3 separate regions of the Mus musculus genome follow, and all the other regions are linked to region 1. Evidence: chromatin loops called from intact Hi-C (ENCODE). Cell type or tissue: heart. All regions are shown on one strand. Links, peaks and the distances in the headings refer to the core of each region. The heading gives the core; the rest is flanking DNA.

What was found. A loop is a pair of places that touch in the nucleus more often than their neighbours do. Peaks named below come from ENCODE experiments on the same cell type or tissue, not always from the same donor. Only the 100,000 strongest peaks of a DNase experiment are listed, where the experiment ranks them.
Region 2: it touches region 1 in a loop (2.2-fold over the local background); 10 of 42 quality-filtered maps call a loop at or near these places.
Region 3: a loop joins it to region 1, with 3 times the contacts of the local background. A loop is called at or near these places in 3 of 42 quality-filtered maps.

What each region holds. Positions count from the first base shown.
Region 1 is chr7:115,362,839-115,370,484 of GRCm38, forward strand. No RefSeq gene overlaps it. Among named protein-coding and RNA genes, the nearest start is that of Gm45999, 32 kb to the right of the region's middle. In heart, for the core only: a CTCF peak has its summit at 4,231 (motif pointing right); no DNase peak of the experiment used is centred there; H3K27ac peaks cover 248 bases.
Region 2 is chr7:115,213,591-115,221,236 of GRCm38, forward strand. No RefSeq gene overlaps it. Among named protein-coding and RNA genes, the nearest start is that of Gm34282, 85 kb to the left of the region's middle. In heart, for the core only: CTCF peaks have their summits at 3,331 (motif pointing right) and 3,551; a DNase peak (open chromatin) is centred at 3,421; H3K4me3 peaks cover 617 bases; H3K27ac peaks cover 2,768 bases.
Region 3 is chr7:114,919,243-114,926,888 of GRCm38, forward strand. It overlaps the pseudogene Rps4l-ps. Among named protein-coding and RNA genes, the nearest start is that of A730082K24Rik, 26 kb to the right of the region's middle. In heart, for the core only: a CTCF peak has its summit at 3,097 (motif pointing right); no DNase peak of the experiment used is centred there; H3K27me3 peaks cover 508 bases.

The DNA.
Region 1 (7,646 bases), core at 1,695-6,694:
TTTCTAACCTGAGTTACTCGGGGGCAAAAGACCATGGTGCAAACTAAGGAAGAAAGACACACTACTTGTCAAGGATAATTTGAAATTGTTACTATTTTTTCTTAGTTCACACATGGTATTGGCTCCTAGAAAAGGGAAATGAGTTCCCACCAAGTACCCATGCCCCTCTCTGCTCCCCAGCCTCTCTTGCAAGCAATTATGAGCAAAAAAAGACATGCCTGTGTTACCTCAGACTCAAAGTATTTAAAATCATATGTAGCTCCCTCCATCTCTCCCATTTCTGCGGGCTGAATGAAGACTTTGCATTCCAAACTGGATTTAAAAGATTCTGGGGTATTTGTATCGCTTGGGCCCCAGAGTGACTTCATGAAATCAAGCCCCCATGATGACTGGTGGTGATATAAAATAAACAAGAAATACACATTTAAGTCATTGAGCTGCTGACGCTCTGGGATCAATTCATTACTGCAGCAAATGACAGCTAATATAGCTACAGCAGTAGAAAAACGTTCTGAAATCAATTGATTCAGCAGATCAATAGATTGAAAAAACAGTAGAGGGTCAAAAGGCTAATGGCAATCTTCAAAACTGTCAGTACATGGCAGGTCTTACAAGTGGTCTGTGGGCACCAATCTGTCACTTCCTAGCATAAAGAGATAAGACAGAAACTACGGAATGTTGAATATATTTATGCTAGCCACTTTAAATAATTCTTGCACTTAGCCTACCTAATATTCTCTAGTTGGTCCTATTACTAGTTCATGTATACAAAAATAAGTTTTGTTAGTCACAAATTACTGGCTGTGTGGTAGAACTACAGTTTTCAGGCCAGAGAATTTCCATTCACAGCTATAACTCTGGAAAAAGAGGCTTCCAATGACTGTGGCGTGGCTCGGATGGCTCAGGCCTTTACTGTTGCTGCCTGGATTCTTCAGAGGTTGCTAAAGAAGCTGCAGTAGTTTTGAAACCCTTCTGGCCCATTCATTCCCTCTTTATTCTCACACCACCTTCTCTATTTCCGTTACCATTTCCAGATGCAGTCTTTAGTATCCCTGTATCGGGCATTCCTAATGCTATGCACTCAGTACGAGATATTGAACTTTAGGTTCCATGCATATAAGGCAAGGGCTGTACCACTACTTAGCTCTATCCCAAGCCATAGGTTAACAACTTATTTTGAGGTAGAGTTCCACTAAGTTTGCCAGACTGGCCTTGAACCTCAGTCTTCAGTCCATGCAGCCCTTGACTTGTGACCTTATGACTTCAGCATCCTGAAGAGCTGAGATGACAGGCCTGGTTCATAGCAGAGCTTCTTAAGCCATAAGTAACATTACTGAGGGAAACTCAAAAATAATCTAACGCCCATTCAACTCGTACAATCTCTGAAAGAAGCAAGGCCAGAGGTGTGGTAAGTACTTAGCATGTGCAGCCTTCCTCTTAGGGCAGCTTTACCTAGAGCCTGACTCCTCTCAAGATTTCAGGATGCTGCTGAGCTTAATTCTGGATTATGTGTCTTCTGTTCACATCCATCCGGGTCAGAGGCACTAATATGAAGATCTTTACTTCAGTATTTTGGGGTCCTAGGAAAATGACCTGGGTCTCTGGCTTGAACCTGCATGACCAAAACCAAACTGCTATAGCAGGGAAGAGACTCAGCTTAATTTTTACCAATTAGAACTCACCTGCAGAGCTAGTCCAGGTTCAGCCCTCCTGAATTGCAGAATAAAAAAGGGTGGATCGATCAGGGGTCCAGTCACAAGGCTAACCCCCCCTAAATGGTTCACTCATCACTCGAGATGCCTTTTGTTTTTAGGGGGTGGGGGATGGTGGATTCAAGTTCAAATGAATTTCCATACTCCAGCACTCATTCTTTGGATCTGTTTGCTTATGTTATAAGAATAAAAATATGTGCATTTACGTCAAAAAGTGAAAGCAATAAAACAAGACCAAAAACAAACAAAATCCTTAACCACCCATTTGATGAGATACACCCTTCAGTATCCCTGCTGCTGGCTGGGTCTGTTCTGGGCTTAGCGATTGAGACTTTGATCATGCTATGCACAGGTTTGACCTGGCACCTGTGCTGCCACTTCTAGTAGTTGCTGAGAATACTCAAAAGATGCTGAACCGCCTCGTGCTAGAGCAGGGCTGGGTAAGGACTCTGCCACGGGTACCTCACACTTTCCCAGTGACTCAATGAGATATATATTCCGTGAATATCTTTCAATTCTAGATTGTTTTCCTTTTAGAGAACTTCTGAACATCTCCCCTAATACTATATTTTTTTCAAAAATTATATGTCAGGCTAGAAAGATGGTGCAGTCTGGCAAACAGTTGCTTCATAAGCATGAAGAACTGAGCTTGGTACCCTGAACACCTATGTAAAAGAATTATGGTCCAGGCTATGGAGAGGTACAGAAATTACATCGATCCCTACACTGGATATTTTCTTTAAAGCAAAGTCTCACTATGTACCCAAGGCTAGTCTCAAACTCAAGACCCTGATAACTCAGTTTCCTGAGGGCTGGGACTGCAGGTGTGTCCCAATGTTCAGCTCTAGACATGCCCTTTATGGTGCCAATTTCTACACAGCCTCTGCCCCTGAACAATATTTCCTATGTATTTGCTAAGTGGAGTAGCTTCAAGTTATTCTTAATGCCGGGTGGCTGGCAATAGGATTGCCAATGTCAGACTCACTTGTCCATTGGTCCATGAGGTTGTCAGAAAAGATGCTTTCTACAGTTACACCCTCAGACTTAGGATCTGGTTGGAACCAATGAGTACAGAGATAACTTGAATCAAGGACTTCACTGCCCAGGAGAAAAAAAAGACCACAAGGGTCCACAGGGACTTCTTGGTTTAAAATATAAATTGCTTTCAGGTGAGGTTCTCACCCATCCTTGCACTGAATCTCTGTGACATTATGATTGTCTGTTGCTTGCCATAAGGCCTGAGTGATGCTTGCCCAGAAGGCTCCTATAGCACTGTGACACTCATCTTTGCCCTGCTCTCTGAAGAGAGTTAAACTATGGCTGTGTAAGTAGATGGGAAACACTTAGGGCATGGAGGTGTCTTACAAGATTTATGAACGTTTAGAGACTGAGAACACATGTGCATACATATGCCCAGCTCTCACACCCACCTCTGGCACTCTGTGCATTCTCTAAACCCACTCACAACTTCTGCTGGTCCAGCCAGGTCATTCGGACACACTCACTTGTGCAAAGGGATAGCTCTGTTCCTACCTCTCCCTGCCCCCACCCCAAGCCTTCCTGAGAATTGTTCTGTTAAAAATAAAATGCTATCATTGTGCCCATGGCTGGCCCCAGGCTAAAGTGGGAAGTGGGAGAAGCTTGCATTTGACTTTCCCCAACCTCTCTCAGACTCTCCCTCCTGCAGCTGCCAGCTGCACCCCTGACCTAGCTTTTCCCATCCCACTGTGCCTCCATTAGAAACCACCCTGTCTGGCTGCCACTCCTCCGGGCCTTGCTCTCAGCTTGAAAAATGCCAGTGGGTTTTCCTTAATAGGACTTTTCTAAGAGACGGAGACTTAACCCTCAAATGCTGTCAAGTTGGAATGATGTCTTGGGCCAGAAAGAACCCTATCCATTTAAGGAAACTGAGAGACACACCCAGGCAGTCCTAAGCCACCATGCCAGCCATCGCTTTGAGCACTAAGCCCTGAGCTGGTGCCCCTTGCTCCTTTTGTGGCCTTTTGTGCTTCTGGCTCCAAGATTCCCTGCCTTCCATTTCCCATACAAAGTTCTCCCTCTCGATTTGGCCTCAGTCCACAATGATACAGTTCTTAGCATGGCTACCCCTCCCGTTCCTCACATCCCTCCAACCCTGCCTAGCCCCTGAGGCAAACCATACCCTTACTCTACATCTTGCCAGTCTCCCCTCCTGCAGGATCTGGGCAGAAGTAGCTCAATAGCAGGAGTCCCAGATCTTAATAGAAAACAGGTAAGCACCTGATCAATACTCATAGCTCATATCCTAAAGACACTGCATTTCTCTGCTTTGAGTCTCCATCTGTAAACCACCAATAATAGTGATCACTCCTCGATGTTCTTTCAAGGTCACTTGTGGGTACTTATAGACATGAACCTGTTCACCACAGAATATGTGTTCTGAATCGTGTCCAGTCACGGGATCAGTTATGTTCCTGGCAGTAATGTTCTGGGAACTCTAGGCCAGGCCCTGCAAATGAATTGTGGCATGGGTCGCTTGGCCAGATGGGGGCAGCAGAGAGCTATCTGAGGGTCAAACTGGGACCCATGGGGCCACCTGGGGGTCCAAAGTAGACAGCCAGGACCCAAGGCCTGAGACCAAGCAGGGCAAGCTAGACAAGAAATAGAGCTAGGAAGATCCGCTACTGAAGTGCCTCCCCGTAGTGTACTGCTCCTCCCTCTACCTGCACAGATTGCCTGTCACCATTTGCTAAGGCTGATCTTTCTTAACAGTGTGTTCCCTCCCAACTGACACATTTGTGAGCAAGGACACAACTGTGAGCAGGGAAAAGGTGAATGTCCTTAGGTAAGGGTCCACGGATTTCAGGAACCAACCATGGAGCAAGCATGGGCCTTCTCCTCATTCAATAGCTGAACCATCCTTCATAAGCTTGTCTTCCCTTCTCTCTTGACTCCTAAGAATGCTGTCTGGTGTAATCCCACCTCGCCTGTCAGAATCCTGTCTGCTTTCCATATTTAACTCAAATGTTCTCCTTGTTAGGCCGTCTGCCTGGATTTGGCCAGTACCTAACTAGAAACATCTCTCTTTGGATATCTCTCAGCTCTCCACATCAGATTTTCCACTGATATCTGTGGCTGTCAGCATCTCGTCCAGAGTGATAAATGATGGCATTGCTTCCCCTGGGATGCAGGAAGTTCTGTCACAATCTGTCTCCTCTAGGACAGGAGTCATGGTGGCTTCCTCATCCCCTGCTGAAGATTATAGAAAGAGAATAAATGGAGAGCGCCTGGAGCTAGCCTGGCAGTGGCAAGGACATGGGGACTGTCTTGTCACTACACTATCTTAATGTCACTATTATAGAGGGGCTTTGCTCCACAGTGACCCACGATGTAAGGTCTTAAGTATTCAACTTGCCCTCAAGACAAGCCCTGGATTGTAAAACACCACCAACAATAACAACAATAATCGAGGCCAGCAAGATGGCTCAACAAGTAAAGGTGCTTGCCTCCAAGCCTGAAGACCCGAGGACCCACATGATGGGAGGAGAGAAATGACTTCTGCAAACTGTCCTCTGATTCATCAGCACTGTGGCACACATGTGTGTATACGTGAACACACACAGAATCAGTAAAAAGTAATAAAAATTTTAAAACAACAGGAACCACTTGTCTGGGGGCAGGTCTAGTAATTTCAAGCCACAGAATCACTGGAAAAGCCAGACACACACACACACACACACACACACACACACACACACACACACATACACACACACATTCCACCAAGGCAGCAAACTATGACAGTGACAAGAGAAGAAAACTTTTTTTGTTGTTATTTAGAAAGATAGTGATGTTTTCAATAAAAATTTCAACCCAGAAATTAAAATTTAAACAACATAAGTGCCTGGGAGAACCAAGCAGCAGCAAGCGGACCCTTAATGGCAAGATGCATAGCCTTTATTTTTTAATGTGGAGAAGGAAAGGATTTATCATTAAAGTTTAAAAATAATCAGAATCTCAGAATCAAAATCCCTTTTGTTCCAGCGGGCTGGCAGCGCTGAGGGAGTGATTGTGTGTGCTGAGTGGGTGTCCAGGAAACAGTAGTCATTTATGTGTGTGTGACAGGAGTCGTGTCCAAATCTAAATTTAAGCAAGTGTTGGCCTTCTTGGGTTGTATAGTTTTTTGGATAAATTAGCTCAAACTAAGCGTTGGACTTGCTTGTGTGCGCTCTCTTCCCTCTGTCTCCTCACCCATTCTCTCCCCTGTGTTTAATAATTATAACACTTGAGCCAAAAATTTGCTGGCCAGCTGCAGTGGCCTAACCGTCTGTTTCACTCATTATTTCTAGAACTTGATACAATCACAGCCTTTGAGCAAATTAGAGTAATATTTGGTGTGTTGGTATTCTGTCCCTACTCTCCCCCCCAGCTCGCTGATGTGAGACACAGACAGTTTGTGCATATCATACTAGAGAATTCCATCTTCTCAGCTCCTACAAGCCATAGTACCCATTGATGTGTCTGCCCTGTTCCCTACCACAGTGTGGGAAGGAGAGACAGCTTGGGTAAAGCCTAGTGTGTAAGAGTCAGACAGCTTAGCTCTGCTTCTAAACCTTGTGTGGCCTTGGCTCACCAGACTAACTTCTCTGAATTTCTTTCTTCCTTCATTTCTTCCCTTCCTTCCTTCCTTCCTTCCTTCCTTCCTTCCTTCCTTCCTTCCTTCCTTCCTCCCTCCCTCCCTCCCTCCCTCTCTCTCTCTCTCTCTCTCTCTCAATCTTAAACACATGGCAACACTGGTTATGACAGAGGGGCTGAAGGCAAACTTTTGGTGTTCAAGAACTGTAAAGTTGTTTCTACAGATATGTGTGGTGTGCATGTGTGCATTGTGGAGGCTGGGCAAGGTACAGGGTGCATGTGGAAGGTAGAGAACCACTCACAGAAATTGTTTTCCTTCTACCATGTGGGCCCTGGGGAATCAAACTCGGGATTGATAGCAAGTGCCTTTGTCCACTGAGCCATCTCCCCCATCCTTGATGTCAAATCATACGTCTACTACCTTCTAAGCAACATTGGACAAATTATTTAATTTCTGGCCCTCGATACCTTCATCGGGAAAAATAAGTGTAGCAACATCATCTGTAGCCTGAAGTTTGTGGGGAGGGGTGTGTGGAAGGGGGAAGTTAATTAAAATAGGTGGAAAGAGGAAAATCCACACTCCTCAAGTTTAAACTCTATAAGGCTGTGGGGTCCTTCCTGCCTGTTTTGTGCCCTTCTCTATCCATAGGATGTAGGAAAGTGATAGTAATTTTCCTCAGATGAATGGGGGAGGGGTGAGTTTATATTTATTCACTCACTCCCGCTTACTGTTATAAAGCCAACACAATGAAAGCACAACATCAAAGCAATGAATCAGGAAGCGGCAAGCTATCGCTTCTCGGCCTTTTGGCTAAGAGCAAGTGTAGGAAGCGGCAAGCAAGGGGGGGGGGGGGGATGTGCTTGCCCTCAGAGCCACCCAGACCCAGAACGAAGCAGCTGCAGAGGGGCCCTCAAGCCTGATGGCCAGGCTCTCACCGAGAGTCGGACTTAGTATTGCTGGCCTTGATAGGACTTCAGCAGCTAACTCTCTACTCCTGTCCTTAGTTTTTCCATCTGTAAAGTAGAAGTATTTTTTACCCAAGGAGCTAAGACTCACTGTGGGACTAGAACCCACAGCTGCGAGGACATGAAGACAAGAGCATATTGATTTTTATCATCAAGGTATCCCAGTTCTCCCAGCATGCTGCAGTGCACACATGTGGAACTCTCTGAGTGGAGCTAGAGAACACCACTACAGGGGGATATCTCCAAAGCCATACAACAATGAAGGAAAAGGATAAGAAAGCATAGCCTTCTGCGAGAACTGTAGGTTTAAATGTTTCTTTTATCATGAAGAAGACTCACCAATATCCATGAGGA
Region 2 (7,646 bases), core at 1,390-6,389, 150 kb before region 1:
TGGGGGGGGGCTGATCTTAGAATGAAGATGTTGGAGAAGCTTAAGAGAGGATGACTAATGTGAATTCTTGGCTGATAATCGAAGGGAATGGGTCCGAGTTTAAGAAAAGTAGATTGTTTCATTCATTCATCATCTATTCATTAATTCAGTTATATGAGTGTCTCCTAAGTGCCAGGTCTAGGGATGCAGAGGTGTTAGAAGCATAATCCACCCTGGTTCACACAGAGCATGCAGTCCTCAGAAAATTAGACACTGCACAGATGCGCATAGAACATAAACGTGTAACTACACACTGTGAGGTGTTTGTTCTATGAGACAGAGAAAAATAGTCTATAACCCTGGAACACGGAACTGAGCAGTGTGGAGGGGGTGTCCTTGCTTCGCCCTTGCTCCTTCTCTCCACTCATCACCTGCCATCCAAAGTCTGACATCTCTGCTCCAAGCTGATTGGTGGTGCCGGGAAGGAGCAGGACCCTCAGAATGCACAGATTGTCCATAATCCATGAGCATCCATGGTATCCCTCAGGTACCTTCATAGCCATCCTCACTGCAGCCTTCTCTGATGGCTCTCTGCTCATTGTGACCACTGCACTTACAGACTGTGAACGTTTTCAGTACAGGATACTGGTTTGTCCAAGATGAGGCTGGCCCTATGGCTGCTTGAGAGTTCAGGACTCTACGGAAAATCAAAGGTCCTTGTAGTAAACTCCGAAGGCCACGGCCCTACCTTATCTCTTGCTGGTGTCCTTTCCTCACCAAGCTTGGTCCATTTGGGTTTTCCCATGTTCTCCAGGCGGATCAAGATCTTCCCTGTTTTTTGGGCTATACGTCAGCTCTGGCTGATGTTGGCGACCCTCTTCTTTGCCTTCTTCACTTCATAACTCTCCATCTCTCCCTTTCTCTTTCTTTTCTTTTTTCCTGTCTCTTCTTCCCATGTCTTGTCTCACCTTATTTTAGTCTTTCCCACTTCTTTGTTTGTTTAGTTACTCTGCTGGTTAGGGTTCTTTTTTAAAGAACTAAATATAACACAGTGAGTTTCATTATGACATTTTTATATGTGTATGTCTTATCTTGTCCCCAAATTCCTATCTCACTTCATGCAACTAACTCCTACCTACCTTCATGCCTCTGTGTGTGTGTGAGTGTGTGTGTGTGTATGTGTGTGTGTGTGTGTGTGTGTGTGTGTGTGTGTGTGTGTGTAAACTAATGAGTTTAATTAGGGTTGCTTACAGGAGCATGGGTTTGAGCAGTTATTTTACAGGCGCTTGGGCACTTACCAGTGACTACACCACGGAAGAAAAAGATATCTCTCTCCTCCAGCAACTGCTAATCTTTGAGACAAGGTCTTGCCATGTAGCTCAGCTTGACTATAAACTCCAGATTCTCTTGGCCTCCATATTGCTGTTATTAACAGAGCACATCACTACCTGGTCCAGTTTGTTTTTCTTTCATCTTTTGTTTTTTATAATCAGGTCTATTGAACTGTACTTTGCATGCAATACCATCCCCTCCCTCTGAGAATGCAGACCTCTGGGCTTTGACTTGTATGTGCACACATTCAGCAAGACTGAGATCATGTGCCTGTTCCCCTTCATAGCTAGGCTCCTCCGTATACCCCAGGAAGCCACCATTTACCTCTTTCATACTTCAAGTTTGCATCAGACCACCTTCGACACAGACACCTCTCATTCAGAGCCCTATGCTGGCCCCATCTGCAGAAGGCCCACCCCACACCCCATACTTCTTTCAGATACCTTGGATATTCTTGCTTTAATATTCACTTCATCTGTACATCTATTTGTTGGGGTTGTTTTGGAAACAGAATCTCACTCACTGTATAGCCCCTTGCATTCTCTACATGGCCTTGAATTTTTAATGTAGACCAGCCTGGCCTCCAACTTCCTACAACCCTCTGCCTCTGCCTCCCAAGTGCAGAAATTGTAGGAATGTGGCCCCATGCCTGACTCATTTGTTCTGTCTTCATTTAACCCTATAAACTCTGTGAATGAAAGGTCTCAGTCTTCAGTTTCAGTCTTCAGTTCCACCCTTTTAACCCCAGAGCATTGTGTGTAGAACATTTATTGAATGGATAGACAGATAGATGGATGGATAGGTAGATAGGTAGGTAGGTAGGTAGGTAGGTAGGTAGATAGATAGATAGATAGATAGATAGATAGATAGATAGATAGATAGATACATGGTACTACTTTCTCCTGTGCAAGTAGCTATGATTGATAGCGTGACTGATTCTGAAATGATTTTAGCACTTAGGGAGCTAAAAGATGAAGGGAAATCTTGTGATAGTATGCAGATAATTGGAGCCTTGAATAATCCCTTACTATGCACTTGTAAAGCATCTACTGAATGCCAGGCTCGTTCCTGGTCCTTCGTATATCGTCATTCATTTCATACTATGACCAACTGTATGGAAAGCATGGTCGTTTTAGATTTAAAGATGAATAATATTGAGTATTTTTTTAAAAAAAAAAAGGGTTAAATAACTTCTGGCCAGCCAGAGTGCAATCAGATGCAGTAGTAATTTCAAGCTGAAGTTTTATCTGGTTCCAGAAAGAGAGACCTAAGAGAAAGACCATGAGGAAAGAGAGAAGAGAAGGGCCACGGGGAAAGAAGGTAGAGAGACTACGTGGAGAAACCCTGAGACAGTGTGTCCAGAAGAAGTCCTGATGAGCAGGTCACTGAGGGATTCACCATCAGTTCACCAGGAGAGAACAGACATAGGCAATGCTCGGACCAGAGCAAGATGGTGAGACTCAGCTTGAAGGTAAAGGGCCCTGGGGCTGAGCAACAGATAGCTTAGACTGTTAGAATAGATGAATACCTGCCAAGTCACAGAGGTTAAAGCTTGGTAATCAACTTAATAGATCTTTGTGTCAATTATTTGGGAAGTAGGACAAGAACACATACGACTTCAACTTTTAAATTACTACTACAGACAGGACTTCGGGCCCAAACAACACGTGTAATAGTTAAGACAAAGTAACATTAGGGCAAGTAAAAGAGAAAAAGGTTGAAGGCATGCCCTGGTCAGGGAGGTCAGACTCCAGCACAGATTAAGGTCTAACCAGGAGAATCAGAAATGGGAACATTCACTGTAAATTTTACATCTGATCCTTTCTGAGGAACCTTTTAACCCCAGGGGAAACCTTTTCAGACCTCCCAGGTGTCACCCAAGTAAGATATAGCACAAGGGTTCAAGAGGTCTGGTAGAATTGTTCCCACACAACGCAGTTCCGGAACACTCTGGAAACTGAGGCTTTAAGCAGATGCACCCAGAGTCGCTGCTCTGGCTCCCCAAGGACACTTCCAAGAGGCTTGCAGTTCTCATCTATGGACAGTAGGTGGCAGTAGGTCGTGAGAAATGTGGGTTCTCCTGGGCCCTGGCTATGGAGACCTAGCCTGCAGAAAAACGCGGCTGGGCTTGAGTTGCGCCTGGGAGCACACCCCCCGGGGGGGGGGGGGGGGGAGTGGGCCGCACTGCCCAGGTCAGCGAGGATCTTGCGGGTGGGGGCTCCATTGGCTCCTGCAGCGTTGTAGTCATGGGGAGTTCCCAAAGAGCGCCCAACCCATCCTGCCTCCCCCATCAGACCTTGTGCCAGGCGTGGATTCCCCTGCCTGGGCAGACAACCTGGTTTTGTTGTTGTTTGGTGGGAGAGGGGAGCGCGGAGGGAGCACAAAAGTTTACTTTTTATTTTCTAAGCTAAAGAATAAACCTCTGTTCAGGGGGACATGGCTGTATCCATATAGCTCACGTCTGGCTGCACAGAAGTGAGGTGTGCTTTTTCCTTCCCGTGGTACCAATGCCTGATGGGGTTCCCTGGGGGAGACACCTGTTTTATCCAGACCTCTGGTCTGCACTTACAACAAGGATCTCATGGCGCTGTTGTCTTGACCTTAGTAGCAGCCAGCTTTGCACCACTTGGATGCAGTATGTCCCAGCAGGGCAGTGGCTGAGAAGCTGCAAATATGATTCTCTCAGGACCTGGCCTCTTGGCTCTACCAGGACCTGGGCATTAGCCTACCCAGGCTGGATCTAGACCTCTGAATACTCTTTCATTTAACACCTGCACAAATCCTGCCATCCTCCCTTCCACCCCTCCCACATTGAAAGAGTCTCTCTCTCTCTCTCTCTCTCTCTCTCTCTCTCTCTCTCTCTCTCTCTCTCTCTCTCTCTCTCCTGGCAAACTCTTACAGTTGCCATAAGGCAAGTGGAGACTGAACACGGAGATCTCTGGGTGAGTATTTGTTAAAGGTTACAGAGCCAGTAGTCCAGTGCCTGACCTCAAACCCCAGGCTTCAAGGCATCCTTCACCTCCCACCCCTCTGCCTGCCAACAACAGGGCTGCTTCCGGGGCTCCCGGGCCAGGCCAGCCAAGGAAGCACAGACAGCCCCAGTGCATCTTTCTCTCTCGATCAGTGGGCAAATTAATTCACGCTATCTTTACATTATGTATAATGCTGCATGATTTTATTTTGCTTCATTCCCGAAATCTTTTACAGTAATTAGTAGCCGAGTAAAATATAAAAATTAATGCAATATAACACTTTAATGGTAATAATACACCATCCTGTCTAATTAATAAAATCTGTTGTTTCCAAGCACGGTTATTTATTTGACAAATTGATGGCACACATCCTGTTCATATCCCCTTTCCCGGCTCCCATCCTTTCAGTTTATTGAATAAAATTGTATCAGGAAAATAAACAGATTGTCTTCTGACCTGACAAGCGAGTGAGGAAAAACCCCTCACTCACACAGCCCTAATTGTTCTCAACAATATTCGCTAACATGCATCAAGAGGGCTTGGAAATGAAGCCTCATTTCCTAGCTCCTGTATTTTTTCCATTTAATTTAAATCTTTATAATTGTGTCTTCTTATTTTTTAGGGACTGGGGACCTAGCGAGTTTGAGGGGTGAGCTTTGTCCCTGTGGGCTGTCATTCTGATGGCCTTAACAAGCAGGGATGGTTCCCACTCTGCATAGAGATCAGAGTGGAGAGCTAGGCTCTTCTGAGCCCTGGTGGAGCACACTGAAGTCACCTCCAATGTGGCAGAAGAGGACCAGATAGGGAGCCGGGGACAGTCATATTGGAGGACTGTCATTAGGGATTAAAAGGGACATGGAAGGAGGGGTTCGGGCAGGATTCTGAGGCTTGGTGACGTCTGCTGGTGGGAGTGGAGCAGGGAACAATGTCCAGCCCGAGCGAGCATGTGCCGTTGGAACAGAGTGCTGATCTAATTACAGAGCCACTCTGTGCTCCCTCTCTCATGTAAGACAGGACGTTTATATGCTAAGTGTGAAAACATGAAAGCCTTAAGCTATAAATAGAACGGCAGAGATGGAGGGAGACGCACACAGAGGAAGAGAAGGCAGAAAGAGGAAGTAAAGGAGAGACTTGCCCCTTGCAGGTTAATTTCTAGCGTTTTTCCCTGAAAGAAAAATGATGTGCTGTGGTTGGTGTTCAGGAAGAGCCCCCGTCACCAGCTTTTAAGCTACATTTACTGCAAGAGAAAAGGCCCCCAAGTGCACACACGTGAGGACTCATCCGCTCTGGTGAAGTGACTTCTACACCAGAGAGACATCCACACAGAGACACAGAGTGCAGCCATGTGTGAGCGTGACTATGGAGTCCACACCACTGAATCAACACAGTCCCGCCCTGTCTAGGATGCCTAGAACATTGTACTGGGCCACCACAGTAACAACGTCTTTCCCTGAGGTCTGTGCGGGAGTCTGGGGGTGCTGGCCCTTCCTTGTCATTTCTCCTGATCGGCCTCTTCACCTTCACCACTATTGTATGCCAATGCCTTATCTTAATAATTCTTACCATAATGATCAAAAGCTTAAATAAGATTTATCCACGCAGAGGTCACTGATACCTTCTGACTAACACCCAGGTACACAGAAGGTGATCAATAAATGCCATGGGAACCAGCACCTTCTACTTTGGCTGCCGACGAAGTATTTCATGGCATAGGTTACCATCCCTGCCCATTTCATGAAGCAGGCCCAATCTCCTTCTAAATGGAAACAGTGGGATGTTCAGTGGAAAAAAAATGGTATTTGTTGAACTATTTTGGACATTCCAAAATTGTTTAGCTTAAAGACATTTCATTGAAACCTCAGTAATAAGTCAAAGAGAAAGGCCTAATCGTTACCACCAGTGTCATAGATGCAGTATAATTTCCAAAACCCTATGTAGTTGGCTTAAAATTTTATAAAGTGTATAAAATGACTGGGGTTTGAACCCACATCTGTCTAGATTGGGACTCCTCAAAGCCATGCTGTAGTTCCAGCTGGGGTGCTAACAATGTCTCCTTGGGGTGGCATTTCTGTAACTCTGCCTTCTCAGCTGTAAATATCCGAGGCTCTGCTGCTGGGTTTACACAGCTCCACATGGCACTGTGCGTAGGTCAGGAGGGTAATCCAGTCTACCTTGTCTCTTTGTTCTTTCGTTTGTCACTCCCCAAGCTATCATCTGACAGACAACTCTTTTGGCTGGGGCTGCATCAAGGGAGTGACAGCTGGGGTTCCAAGATCCATTTTACTTTTTGCAGAATAAGGAAATCCTCAACTACTGGTAATGGGGAAGGCAGCTAAGGCATGAGAGGTCTGTACAGTGACTGGTCCGAGACTGGCTTGAAGGCTAGAAGGCAGGGAGAAAGAGACAGTGGAATTCTGGATCGCTACAGGGACCCATCCCACCTAGCCCTGCCACAGAGATGAGAGCAATATTCCAGGGGACACTGAATGTCCTGAGGACCTGCTCAGTGTCATTGATCAATATGTTTTATGATGGATCTAATTAAGCTCCCTAACGAGGGATCAGGAGATAACAATTTATACTGGAGCCATCAGTCATTAAAATGCTATTTCAGGAGATGACATCGTTCCAGCCTTAATTAGTCGGGTTCGCGTGACTGGAATCCCTTGGGAGCAGAGATGCCCCTTGTCATTTGCTCATCACCTCTGTGCGAAGGGGTCTCAAAGGGGCTCTGAGAGCCACATGCCTTCTTCAGCATCGTGTTCCTTACTCTGCTGAGCTTCCTGAACAGGTTAGGCAGGTGGTCATTGGTGAGAAAGCCGCTTCTAAAGGCCTGGGTCCAGACTCAAGCTCATGTCTGAGTTAGGTCCTGCAGAGGACCCGACTGGGAACCCTGGGAAGAGAATGTTCCTCTCAGAGCCTTAATTTCCTCTTCTACACAGGGACCTTCCCAGGCAGTGGAGAAGACTCAATGGGTGACATACTAATCTCAAAAGCATGAAGTGTGAACCCCCAAAACTTACCTCAGGGCCTTAAAGCCCCATAGGTTAGTGCATGTCTGTATTACTAATATATCTTAGCATGGACCTGCATTGTAGGTGTGAGACATGGAGTTTCTCTTCATGATAGTTATATGTAAGTGGAAAGATTATTAAAGAAAGTTTAAAAGCCTAAAATTCAGACACAGGGAGAATCCTCAGTAGTTCAAGGACCAGCTAATATAACATAGCCAGCTATGAATATCACAGGAAATCTTTCTCAAAGGAAGTAGTGCCTGAATATCAACAACCTGAAATTGTTCTCTGACCTCTACATGTGCCATAGCATGTTGCACCCACAAACACACAAATGCACATAGATATG
Region 3 (7,646 bases), core at 865-5,864, 440 kb before region 1:
CTCATTTATGCTGGGACCTCTGGGAAGGTGGTGTTATGCTGGGACCTCTGGGAAGGTGGTGTATATGAAAACTCTACCAAGATCCACATGACCTATAATGTGGGACAAGAGCATTGAAGAATACCACAGAGATGATCTTCCGCCAATAAACACCTCTATGCTGACAAAGATTTTGGGGAGTTGAGAGTGGGATGGGAGGGCACTGAAGTAAAAGATTGAAATAGACCATGGAAATCAACTCAGATTTTGGGATTTCGCTTGGGCAACTCTTAGAGATCTGATGAAGTCATGGATGCTCAGTTCTGGCCTAGACCTTTTCAATCAGATGCAACCCACATGGCCTTTGATTTGTCCTCAGTGCTTATCTGCATCTGTTGCATGGACATCTGTATTACCAGAGGGCTCACTACCCACTGGCATACTGTTTTATTGATACACAATACTAGTTTAAAACTATCTTAATTTTGTTCAAAATTTGGCTTCTCAAATCTCCTACACATGAGATCTAGTTCTTTCCCAGGTACCTCTTTGTCCTCAGAGGTACCTGTTTGCTTGTGTACTGTGTTTAGCTCTACAGCCCTGGTTTGTCCTTGCCCTAAAGCTGTGGCTCTTTGGAGACACTATGTCCAGCTCCTGAAGGGCTCTTGTTTATAACGATCTAGAAAGTAACTTAAGTGGTTTTACAATGAAATATAACTGAACCCTCAGGGGCAACAGGAGCATATGGTGTGGTAAGAGGACCATCAATTCAAGGGATGCTGAATAAGCACTTACTTTGTGTGTCAGCTCTGCGGCTCAGAGCATGTGGGAGAGTTGAGCAGAAAATGACCAACTATGATTCCCAGGTGAAAATCCTACAAGATCACTTTGTAAAGGCAGAGTGGGGTGCAGGGAGCTTATCAAAGCCCAGAGACAACCCCTTCTGAACACAGCTGGCTGGTTGGCTGGTGTTTTAACTGACTTTGAGAGTAGCAGAAAGGAATTTGAGAATATAGGACTATAATTTGAAAGTGAAGGCATATCTGCTGTATTCAGGGAATTCTGATTTATCAAGATTTCCTCCCGTTGGTCTTCCCTCTTCTTGATGTTCTTGTGTTTTGCAAATTGTATCTTGGCCAGGGCCAAGAAGTGGGAGTGGGTGGGTAGGGAAACAGGGTGGGGGGAGGGTATAGGAAACTTTTGGGATAGCATTTGAAATGTATATAAAGAAAATATCTAATAAAAAAAGAATAAAAAAAGATTTCCTCAAATTTATGGTGAGTATATGTGTGCCTTCATTTCATATGTATGTATGGTAGGGGATCATGGACTTGTGGGTCTCCTGTCTCAGCCTCCCAAGTAGCTGGAGTGACAGGTCTATGCCACCAGGCTCAGCTTCAAATGCTGTTTTCACAAGGAAGAGAAAGACGTGGTTTTATTTTAATGTTTGATGTGGCATTCTGATTACCTCTTTGGCAAGGTTGTAATTGGGGCACTTGGGAACAGAAGCTAAGTAAATGAAGCTACAGACCTCAGAATTCTCCTTCCCTTCACTCTCCCCCTTCTCCCTTTCTTCCATTCATCTATACCTCCGGCTACCCACCCAATATTGATATGTACATGATAGAACTAAGCCTTTATTAATTTGCATGCTAGAATTAAATCATCATTGTGCTAGAATTAAGACTTTATAAGAAAGTAAAGGTGTTTTCTGTCTTCAAGGACAGTTATACTTGGGCTGGGAAACTGGAAAGGAATGGGAATGTGAAAAGATGACTTAGAATTGATTGATGCAGACCTCCATCACTGTCTGATTTCACAAGGATGGTGATGAAGAGGAAAGGGAGAAAGTGATCCTGGAAAGGGCAGTGTGAACTCTGCACCCAGTTATTTTACAGGCTACATTGTATGGTGCTATACCATAACATATGCTGGCCATGTGATCTTGGATCAATCTTCTTACCTAGGTCTCTTACTTATCCACACACTTTGGACTGGGTGATTTTTTTCTGGTATTTCACATACTATGATTCTATTATTCTATTCCTATGCATTAATCAAAATAAGCAAAGATCAGGAGCTAGTGAATTGTGGGCTGTTTGGAGCTTGGGAAGTAGGACTCTGTGAGGATGCAGGTGGAGAAGCAGTTGAGTAGGGACAAAGGTTGGAGTTGGGCTGTGGAGAGAGGCTGGAGATGTCAGAATGGCAGGACATACCGAGTTTCTCTGCACTTGAAGTGCCTCTCTGCTCCTGGCTCTCACCTGTGACACAAACAGAGTCCTTTGAAACCAATTACCACAGTTTTTTTTCACTCTTTCCTTGACTGTGTTTGGGCTCACATTGGGGCAGTCCTAGATTAGAAGAATGTGGACTGAAGAGTCTTTGCTCAAGCACATTGGCTGCTCTCCTCTATGTGCTGGCTGCCTTCCACTCTAGGCTAGGGCTTCATTTTTACCATTTGTACTTACATACAACTTGACAAAGAAGAGCCTCTAAGGTTATATATTTAAGGACTCTGGAAGACACAACACTCATTGACTCTTGAAGCCTAGAAGCTATTTAAAGTCATACCTTGGTGCCCCTCTGAATTCTTTCTAACATGGATCCTATCCATAACATTCACAGGAAGAATGAGTGAGTGAGTGAGTGAGTGAGTGAGTGACTGAATGACTGACTGACTGACTGAATTACTGAATGGATGAATGAATGAATGATTAGATTCAAAGATGTAGAGAAGACTAAGTCCAGGGTGGCCAGGTGACTGCCAGTCAGAGCTGGAGTTGTGTCTCAGAGTCACCCCTCTTAGTAGTAGTTATTTAAAATAGAGACAGTAATACATGCCCTGCAAAGCAGCAGGTGTGAGGATCAAAAGGAGACTGCAGATAAAGCTTCTAGAATGGTGCTGAGCACACAGTTTGCACCCAATATTTTTAGGCTCTGGCCTGGCCCAAAGTCTCCCAGAGTGTCAGTGACAATCCCCTGACCTTTGAGAAGGTTTACGACCATAGGCAGCCTGGTCTATCTAGGGCAACTCTGGACACAACCTCACTGCACAGAGAATGATGGATTGAATGACCCTGGACCCTTTCCAATCCCCTTTGGGTCTTGAAACCAAGGGTGTACTTCTGATCCTGACCATTGGGTGGCACCAGCCCATCATCTTAGGTAACTAGACAGTGGAAGGCTAGGCCCTCTTGGCTACCCAGCAGGGGAGTTGGAAAGGGGGCTGTGGGGCGGGATCAAGAGAGTGGGTGGGGGAAGGAGCAGCTTAGAGAGTCCAGGTGTTTGTGCCTCTGCTCGACTGTCTGGATGCTTTGTGTATGACTGAGGTGGGAGTGGGCTCTATAAACATGAGGTTCAGGAGGTGTGTGTGTGTGTGTGTGTGTGTGTGTGTGTGTGTGTGTGTGGTGTCTTTATTTCTCCCCTGTATATGTACAAGTAATCATTTGACCTAAATGAAATCATTTGCCCCAAGGATATTGATTTATGGCTGTGGGTAAAGTGAGTCGAGGGCACATGGGATTTTCAAGATGTTAAAGGTATTAAAATTTAATTGACCTCCTGATTTTATACATGGGACAAACTGAGGCCAGAATGGGATTCTAACTGGTCTGAGGACCCTGGTTCCCTGATCTTGTCTACCACAGTCTCTGCATTGAACAAGGAACTGGACCAACCAAACATGGTGAGTCACCTGGAGAAGAGAATCTGGACCAAAGTGGGACCCGGAACGCCTTGTTTAGCCTAAGCCACATGATCATCATGGCTTCTCTCCTTTGTATTTTATTCTTTCCATCTGGATTCTAGAGCTAGCTCACACTGGCGTTGCCATGCCTCAGAGGACAGCTGTCCTTGTTTCAGAGCCTATGATAGACAGGTGACAGCTGAAAACTGAAGTCTTGATTTCTGCTCTTTCTCCCCATGCCACTTTGTTGTTGTTACTGCTTCAGTTGTGTTCTCCTGGAAGGCATCAGTGTCTCCTCTGTGGCCAAGGCACCCAGCTCCTAGAGGGTGGGGGTGTAGCAGGCATTGTTTTCCCCTTTACTGAGTCCCTCCCAGGCACCTCTCTTCCTTTTAATAAAAACCACTAGGCATGCTTCAGATCTGCTGAAGGCAGCAAAGATCCATGCACAGAGCTGGCCTGCAGTTCATAAACATGACAAAGATCCTTTGCCACATTTCTTTGGTTGATTCTGTCCTAGGTACCAGGCTAGGTCATTAGAATAAAGTTCAGATTTCCTGGGCTTGTATGTAGGCTCCTCAGCTAAATTGTCCTATGACCTCCAATTAATGTCTTTAGTCTTTTTTTTTTTTTTTTTTTTTTAGTATAGAATACAGTTAGCTCATAATCAGCCACCAAACGCAGACGCTATTGCATACGTCAGCAAGATATTGCTGAAAGGACCCTGATATAGCTGTCTCTTGTGAGGCTAAGCCAGTGCCTGGCAAACACAGAAGTGGATGCTCACAGTCAGCTATTGGATGGAACACAGGACCCCCAGTGGAGAAGCTAGAGAAAGTACCCAAGGAGCTAAAGGAATCTGCAACCCTGTAGGTGGAACAACAATATGAACTAACCAGTACCCCCAGAGCTCATGTCTCTAGCTGCATATGTAGCAGAAGATAGCCTAGTTGGCCATCATTGAGAAGAGAGGCCCCTTGGTCTTACAAACTTTATATGCCCCAGTACAGGGGAAACACCAGGGCCAAGAAGTGGGAGTGGGTGTGTAGGACAGGGGAGGGTATAGGGGACTTTAGGGATAGCATTTGAAATGTAAATGAAGTAAATACCTAATAAAAAATTGAAAAAAAAAAGAATACAGTTTATTCAGGGCATGGGGAGGGGAGTTCAGAGTGTAGTAGAAGCAGAGAAAGGCAAAGAGAAGGAGAGAGTAGAGAAGTAGAGGCTGGCCATGACCACATAGAAAGAGGGGGCGAAGGGAATGGGGAAAGGGGAAGCAAGGGGCAAGAGGCAAGAGTATGAGAGTAAGAGAGGCAAGAGAAGCAAGGGCAATGTCTTTAGTCTTTAACCTTTCAGTATCGACTGAAACTGAGCTGAGCCTCGTGCTCCTATGGGGTCTATTGGGTTATTTAAGTGAATCGACACTTACAAAATATTCAAAATGAAGTCTCAATAGGTTACTTCTTTATTCTTAGAACAATGCTGTACCAAACTAGCAAAAGGTTGTTTCCAGCTTAAGGACAAGGAATGTGAGACTCTGAGAGGTGATGGCTAAAAATGAGTTGGAATGATAGCTGATTAGCAGTGGTCTCATTGGAGAACCCAAGTTACATTTAAACTCTATATCAGATGTCTAAAAATCCTTTATTGTCTCACCACCAAGTCTAGATATTGGGAGAGCTGCTCTAAAAAAATCCAACAAAAACAGAATCAATTATATTATGTATTTATATATAAATACCACATAGTTGGAGAGAGACTGAGAAAATGAGAAAACTTCAAAGAGTGGCTTCTTCCTAGACCTAGTGCCTCCGTCAAGCTCTGGGTCTTCCTAGGATACTGACAGAATACTGGAGGAGAAGAACCTTTCTCAGAAGTCCTCCCTGGTCTCCTGAAGCCCTGTACTCCCAGAAGGGAGTCTCTGACCTATCTTTGGTCAATTCAAACCCATCCCATATGGATAGTGGGGCCACATGAATTATGCTATGGATTCCTCAGCCCAGTTCCTACTCAGGGCCCCTTTGTAAGCTCTGTGCCAGTGTATTATTTGTTTTATATAAAATATAATTATGAGCACTCATTATGGCTGGGTGGTAGTAGTTAATATAGAAATTGTACAGTTAGTATGTTCAGTGTCAGGCCACTAATAAATGAACCTGGAAGCCAGCAGGTCACACCTGGCCCAGGAAGAGGCCTCTAGACAGCTTCATTTCAGCTAGCAAGATAAGGAGATGTTTTCTGGATGTCAGCTTCCTTGCATCTTCTCCCATGATTTCTCTATCCATGGAGAACCCCCTCCAATCCAGTCTGACAAAGAACATTCAGGACCTTCAGTCTGTCCATTCATAAAAACCATCACTTTGGATTTTCTGCTTTGACTTGGTGGATGGTGTCAACTCCTACTCTGCCCTCATCTATCTTGGGACACCTTTGGATTTACAAGTGACATTTATTGTGTCAGAGCATTGCCTTTTGGGCATCCAGAAAACCCAGACCATCTCAACTTGTGCAGAGACAGTTGGCCAGATGGGTGGCTAGCTGGAGTGGCCAACAGCAAGGCAGGTTGGGTCTTGAGGAGTGTCTGAGTGTGATAAACTACCCTGACCTAACTCAACTCAAGGGAGGAAGGGTCCATTCCGTTAAGAAGTCCAGGCTAAAGCTCATCATAGAGAAGTCAGGATGGAAGCTTGATACAGTCCGTCACATCCACAGAGCAGGGAGAGTGCATGCATACATGCATGGTGCTCAGTTTGATTTCTGCTTCTGCCCCTACCCCCACATTTTCACACAGTTCAGGGATAATCCCAGAGAGTGGCATGCTCATAATGGGTGGGATTTCCCATCTTGAATATTCAATCATGACAACGCTCCCATAGACGTGCCCACAGGTCGACATGATCTAGACAGTTCCTTAGACTCTCTTCCCTGGTGATTCTAGTTTGTCTCTTGATAACAATAGAAGCTAACCCTTCTCAGGGAGCCTTGCATCTGGGTGGAGGAAGGTAATCTGAGCTGCTGAACAGAAATCCTGAGATCAGAAACCAGTGCTCAACTGCTCAATAAGACGTCTAGCAGAAAGTGAACCAAGTCTCTTTGCTTAAGAGGATAATTTAATTCTTTCATCACATTGTAACAAATTAAGTGTGTGTGTGTGTGTGTGTGTGTGTGTGTGTGTGTGTGTCTGTGTGTGTGTGTGTGTGTGTGTGTGTGTGTGTATGTGTGTGTGTGTGTGACTGTGTGTGTGTGGTCACACATGCCATGGTGTGAGTGTAGAGGTCAGAAGATAGCTTGCAGGGACAGATTTTCTCTTACAACTGTGTAGATCCCAGGAATTGAACTCAGGTTCTCAGGTTTGGCCACAAGTATGTTAACACACTGAGTCATCCTACTTGCCCTCTATGTTTTCAATTATTTTGCTATCTACCATTCATTCTTCACTTTGTTGCTAAAGGGATCTCCTAGATTCTTAAGCCATGCTAACTTCCCCTCTTGTTTAAACCTCCCAATGACTCCCTCACTATCTATAAATATAATACACAATGAAAACACAAGCCCTTCATAGTGATATGAAAGGGACAGTCTCTCTCCTCCTCCTGTTCCCAGGCCATTATCACATTCTTATTATTTTCCATCACCATCCTGCACATTGGTCCTGCTAACTAGACATCCTCTATCTCTGGGAACACTGTCAAGCTTTTTCTTACCACAGGACCTTTGCACCCTCTTTCCTCTCATCATAAAATGCTATTCTCCCTGGTGGTCACGAGCCATTTTCCTGATTTTCGGCTGCCAGTTTGCACAAAAAAAAACTCTGGAAGTAATGTGAGTGCTGGTCATTTTGTTTTACAGTTGATTACAGGACCTTGGGATGGGATGTGATTGCCAGGATGCCTACCCAGAACACTGGTGGAAAATAGGAGTTTGCCACGATGTATTTGGGTTCCTTTTTTTTTTTTTAAGCTTGCTTCCTTTTTTAATTCAACAT